Linked DNA regions of Homo sapiens: region 1 is linked to region 2. A link is a loop called in an ENCODE intact Hi-C map of the cell type or tissue named here. Cell type or tissue: Caco-2. All regions are shown on one strand. Links, peaks and the distances in the headings refer to the core of each region. The heading gives the core; the rest is flanking DNA. Region 1 overlaps TRIM44 (tripartite motif containing 44). Region 2 holds the start of FJX1 (four-jointed box kinase 1).

The links. Hi-C counts contacts between places; a loop is a spot of excess contacts. Peaks named below come from ENCODE experiments on the same cell type or tissue, not always from the same donor. Only the 100,000 strongest peaks of a DNase experiment are listed, where the experiment ranks them.
Region 1: a loop joins it to region 2, with 4 times the contacts of the local background. A loop is called at or near these places in 4 of 110 quality-filtered maps.

The regions. Positions count from the first base shown.
Region 1 is chr11:35,680,861-35,683,764 of GRCh38, forward strand. The region is part of intron 1 of TRIM44 (tripartite motif containing 44); the gene reads left to right. Among named protein-coding and RNA genes, the nearest start is that of TRIM44, 20 kb to the left of the region's middle. In Caco-2, for the core only: no CTCF peak of the experiment used is centred there; a DNase peak (open chromatin) is centred at 1,551.
Region 2 is chr11:35,618,105-35,620,980 of GRCh38, forward strand. It overlaps FJX1 (four-jointed box kinase 1), which reads left to right and starts at 356. Exons shown (of 1, transcript NM_014344.4): 1 at 356-2,761. The coding sequence starts at 533. The coding sequence ends at 1,846. RefSeq lists silencers at 1-33, 64-393, 474-543, 564-823, 834-1,103 and 1 more and enhancers at 676-1,310, 1,311-1,945. In Caco-2, for the core only: a CTCF peak has its summit at 1,785; DNase peaks (open chromatin) are centred at 877, 1,007, 1,487 and 2,367; H3K4me3 peaks cover 2,219 bases.

The DNA.
Region 1 (2,904 bases), core at 242-2,741, 63 kb after region 2:
TTTTGCATGTTTTGATGTGTTTGCATTTCACATTTCTATTTTTTTTAAGACAGGGTCTCGTTTGTTCATTTTTTTTTGGAGATTTCTGTTGGGTTTATTTGGCCTTTTCTTACTGATGTATAGAAATCCCTTATGTGTTTTTTCTGTATTCTTGATACCATGTATATGTTATAAATCTTTTTCATTTAGATCTTTCTGATCTTGGTTTTGTCACTGACCAGCTCTGTGATTTTGGGGACATTGTTTGACATCCACAATGCCATTTTTGTCCATTGTGAAGGAGAATACACTACCTTTTAGTTATTGTATTACTGTGAAATGCCAGTGAAAGAGTATAAGCGCTCTGAGCTTTGGGTTCATTTGATTTTCACCAGCCATTTTTTTCAGCTGTAAAGTGAGAATACACTGCTTTTCAGTGAGATGCCAATGAAAGAGCATATGAAAGTGCTTTGGAGACTAAAGAATACCTTCACATGTACAGCATTTTGTCCTTTGGTTTTATTATGACTCATCCCTAGGAGGTGGCTTCTGTGAAGCATCCTATGCTTCTACAGATTAATCAAATTCTGAGTGGTGGGTGTCACAATGTAGCACTTATCTCTTTTTATTCTACACCTTCTTAGGGGAGGAACAAGGTACATAAACAAGATATGCTCACATTGAACTCCTGTGTTCTTGGAATGCATTGGGTGGGATGGAGGTGGAGAAGTACAGATAGCAGGGGAATCCTACTACTTTGCTAGTCATGTTATGTGCCCCAAGGATTGACAATCATTTCTAAAAATGGAACCAAATGTCTACAAGGTTAGAATTAGGCTGTCTTTTCTTACTATCCTGGTTCACTTCTCAATTAGAACTCAGGTTTCAGAGGCAGCTGTTCTGTTCCACTATCTTTTCTGTTCACTGGTTCCCTAACTATGGAACAAATGAGGATATAATCTCCTGTCTGGCTATCTTTTGACTAATGGCTGTCCTCAGCAAACAAATAATTAACCAAAACATGGTACTATTCTATGGTTTGGGGATACTCAGACTCAGATACCACCACCCTTAGACCCAAACAACCCCATGCCCCTGACCTATGTCCCATACTTTTTTTTTTTTTTTTTTTTTTTTGAAATGCAGTCTCGCTCTGTCACCCAGGCTGGAGTGCAGTGGAGTGATCTTGGCTCACTGTAGCCTCTGCCTCCCAGGTTCAGGCGATTCTCCTGCCTCAGCCTCCCGAGTAGCTGGGCTATGTCCCATGCTTTTGAAGACCCCTCCTGTAGCCATGCCTGTCCCGTTCCGTACCACTCTTCAAGTACCTAGCTACCCAAGAATTACCTGGTAAAATGTCCTGAGCTTGCTTCCAGGGCCTGCAGAGCCTCTCCTTGAGTCCGTCTGCCTGAAGATGGACCAGTTTCTGATACATGTATCCCTAGGTCCCACATGTGTATCATGGGTGACCAAGAGGGGTATTCTCAGCTTGGACCTGCTAGCTTGAACACCTGTGCACAAGGCCCCTTGGGGTGCAGGAAGGGACTGGAATGTGGGGAAAGTGGTGGGAGTGGATTGGGGCCAGAGTCCTCCATTTGGACTCTTGCCCCAGCTCTGCAGCTGTCAGGGTCAGGTCTGCCCCGAGGAGCCTCTGCCTTCTGACCAACTGCTTATTTTATAGATTTTTAAAAAAGCCTTTGGGAAAGGTTTTCTTCACCACTGATTTAGAGACTGAGTATAGCAGGCTCATCATAGAGCCCAGTTAATCTTGGTGAATAATTCACAGAGAGTGGGGTGGGGAGGTGGAACAGGTGAGTTTCCTGAAGGGAGGCTCTCTTAAGTTGCCTCTCCTCTGTCTCTTCCCTGGTTAGGCGATGCTGCTGATGCTTTGTGAAAAGGAGGAAGGATTCTGCTGACACACTGAATTTTTATGAAAGAAGGCTAAGGGTTCCCTTATTCATCCACACGAGGCACATCTGCTTGCAGACAGGCTGTCTGCTTCTTAGGGATTCCTTCGTTGTCGTTTTATTCTTTTCTGAAGGTTTTAAGACACAGTTTGGTGCATTCCTTTCTGTTCTCTAGAGCCAGGGGGAAAGTCATAATATATCAGAGCTCTTGCCGAAGAGCTTAAAATGGGCGCTGGCAGCTGGGATGTGGGGGAAGAGAGCTTTCCAGGGACAAGTGACCTGCTTGTTCAGCCAATGAGAAGCAGGTTAGAGGAATGATATCACCAGACAGGCTTTATTGTCTGATCATCTCGTAAAAGCATGATTGTTTCTGGCAACTTAACCCTTTTTTAGGCACTTCAGGTCTCACCTGCTTCCTGGTATATGACCTCTAAGTTCCTTTTGTCAACTGTCTGCTATGAGACCACAGAGATTAAAGACTAAAATTAGTGGAGGATATAGGGGAGTTGTAAACCATCATTTTAAAAAATAGAACTTATTAAAATTTAGAACCTTTGCTAACATGGAAATGTGATTTAAGCTGTGTTTGGAGAACACATCTAAAGTAGATATTGGTTGTAGTCATGTTGTGTCTGATTTTTACTGTGTAGACTTGAGAGGCAAGAGAGGTCAGAGGGGGGAAAATTGACCCTTTAGTATATTTTAATTTATATAGTGGAATCTTATTAGGTATTTCCTATTTTGGAGGAATTGAAATTAGTTCTGTAAATTTGGAAGATATGTTATCACAGATCCAGAGGCCAATTTTGAGTAAGAGATATTTGCAGTATCTGTTTATTCTTGTACTTCTTTGTTGTCCCTACCCCATAGAAATGACAGTGAGTTTACCTCTTTTTGCTTCCTTTCCCTCATTGGTGAAATGAATGTTCCTACCTATCTGATAGAGTTGTTGAGATAAGAAAATAAATGAATTCCTGTGATTTTAGATTGTCCTATATATAATATAATGTATTATTATTAT
Region 2 (2,876 bases), core at 377-2,876:
CGGCGACCAAGACACCCCCGCGAGGGCCCAGGGCGCGTCCCTCCCGCCAGGCCCCAGACTCCGGCTCTGCGCCACCCCCTCCTACGCCCCGGCGCGGGCGCAGCCAGTCCGGCTTCCTCCAGGCCCCCAAGTCCCGGACCGAGTGTGGGGCCGCCTCTCCCTCTCGGAAGGAGCCATCGCCGCTTTAAGTGGAAGAGGAGAGGAAGGGGGCGGGGGAGCGGGGGGCGGGGAGCGGAGGCGGAGGAGGGGGAGGGGGATCCCCCTGGCTCCCACGTGGTCCGGGCGCCTGTGAATCGCGCCCACCGGAGGGTCTCACAGCGAAATACAAAAGCAGCTGGGAAGCGGCGGGGACTCGAGTTCCCAGCGCCGGGCGGAGCGCCGGACAGAGCCCCGCAGCGCCCCGCGGCCGCGATGGGGCCGAAGCGCCCGAAGCCCCGGAGCCCACAAACTGCCGGGCCCGCCTCGCCGCCGGGACCCGGGTGCCTGGGCTCGGCTTGAAGCGGCGGCGGCGCACCGGCACAGCCGCGGGAGCATGGGCAGGAGGATGCGGGGCGCCGCCGCCACCGCGGGGCTCTGGCTGCTGGCGCTGGGCTCGCTGCTGGCGCTGTGGGGAGGGCTCCTGCCGCCGCGGACCGAGCTGCCCGCCTCCCGGCCGCCCGAAGACCGACTCCCACGGCGCCCGGCCCGGAGCGGCGGCCCCGCGCCCGCGCCTCGCTTCCCTCTGCCCCCGCCCCTGGCGTGGGACGCCCGCGGCGGCTCCCTGAAAACTTTCCGGGCGCTGCTCACCCTGGCGGCCGGCGCGGACGGCCCGCCCCGGCAGTCCCGGAGCGAGCCCAGGTGGCACGTGTCAGCCAGGCAGCCCCGGCCGGAGGAGAGCGCCGCGGTGCACGGGGGCGTCTTCTGGAGCCGCGGCCTGGAGGAGCAGGTGCCCCCGGGCTTTTCGGAGGCCCAGGCGGCGGCGTGGCTGGAGGCGGCTCGCGGCGCCCGGATGGTGGCCCTGGAGCGCGGGGGTTGCGGGCGCAGCTCCAACCGACTGGCCCGTTTTGCCGACGGCACCCGCGCCTGCGTGCGCTACGGCATCAACCCGGAGCAGATTCAGGGCGAGGCCCTGTCTTACTATCTGGCGCGCCTGCTGGGCCTCCAGCGCCACGTGCCGCCGCTGGCACTGGCTCGGGTGGAGGCTCGGGGCGCGCAGTGGGCGCAGGTGCAGGAGGAGCTGCGCGCTGCGCACTGGACCGAGGGCAGCGTGGTGAGCCTGACACGCTGGCTGCCCAACCTCACGGACGTGGTGGTGCCCGCGCCCTGGCGCTCGGAGGACGGCCGTCTGCGCCCCCTCCGGGATGCCGGGGGTGAGCTGGCCAACCTCAGCCAGGCGGAGCTGGTGGACCTAGTACAATGGACCGACTTAATCCTTTTCGACTACCTGACGGCCAACTTCGACCGGCTCGTAAGCAACCTCTTCAGCCTGCAGTGGGACCCGCGCGTCATGCAGCGTGCCACCAGCAACCTGCACCGCGGTCCGGGCGGGGCGCTGGTCTTTCTGGACAATGAGGCGGGCTTGGTGCACGGCTACCGGGTAGCAGGCATGTGGGACAAGTATAACGAGCCGCTGTTGCAGTCAGTGTGCGTGTTCCGCGAGCGGACCGCGCGGCGCGTCCTGGAGCTGCACCGCGGACAGGACGCCGCGGCCCGGCTGCTGCGCCTCTACCGGCGCCACGAGCCTCGCTTCCCCGAGCTGGCCGCCCTTGCAGACCCCCACGCTCAGCTGCTACAGCGCCGCCTCGACTTCCTCGCCAAGCACATTTTGCACTGTAAGGCCAAGTACGGCCGCCGGTCTGGGACTTAGTGTCACCGGGAGGAAAAGAGAGAGATCTGGGGCTGGGGTATGGATGATGGGGGGAAGGGCGGTCGCCTCTGCCACTGTCAGGGACCAGCCGGCCAACGCCCACCCGCAAAGGTGTCTAAAAACTTCAGCTTTTCACCCACCTGCCCCTTTCTTTCAATCCCACGCTGTTTCCTTTCAAAGTTCTGGGAGGACGAACTCACCGAGGCGAGAAGTGTAACATTCTCTCCACCCAGCTTATAAAAGGATTCTTTACTGTGCCAGCACGGGGATTGGATCCGAAGAAACTGGCTACTGGGGTTTGGCCCCCGAGTGGCCGTCCCTGTGGGAGATGCACCCCATTCTTGGGCCCCCCCTCATTCCCTTTCCGAAAAAGGAAAACTTGCGTTTGAGCCGTTGAGCTAATTCTGCAATTTTCTACCAAACAGAGCGCTGGTGGCCCCGGAGCAGGGCTGTGACATTGGCTGGTGGAGCCCCCTTCCTGTGTTCTCCCTTTGTTCCAGCGCCGCGATGGTGAGATCACTGTTCCAAGCAGGGGGACGGCTCGCGATAGGACAAAGAGAGCAGGACCTCCAGACTCTGGGGAGCCCTGCAGACCTTGACAATTTGCCTGACTCATTCCTGACCTCTTGTCATTTTGGCCTGAAGGCTACAAATTCAGGGTCAGCTGTATGCACTAAGTCAAATAATGAATTTCTTCCTCCCTCTCGCAACCGACCAAAATTTTGACAACGATGATGTTCACCAGAAGGAAAAAAAAAAATCAGTTTTATGCACTTTATTTTGTTTTGATTTTCATTTTTTATTAAGAAAAAATTTTATTTTACAGAATTTACCTTCTCTGTATATATGTGCATAAAGTGTGGTGTAAATATACTAAACAAACTTATATTTCAATAAAAGGGAGTTTAAAATTTATAATTTAATTCCTGTGGTTTTAACTTGTTTGATGTTTCTGATGCCCCATCTGCTTTCAGAATAAGATTTAGGTTTTCTTTCTTGTGGATGTGTTTTTAAAACAAAGGATGCATAT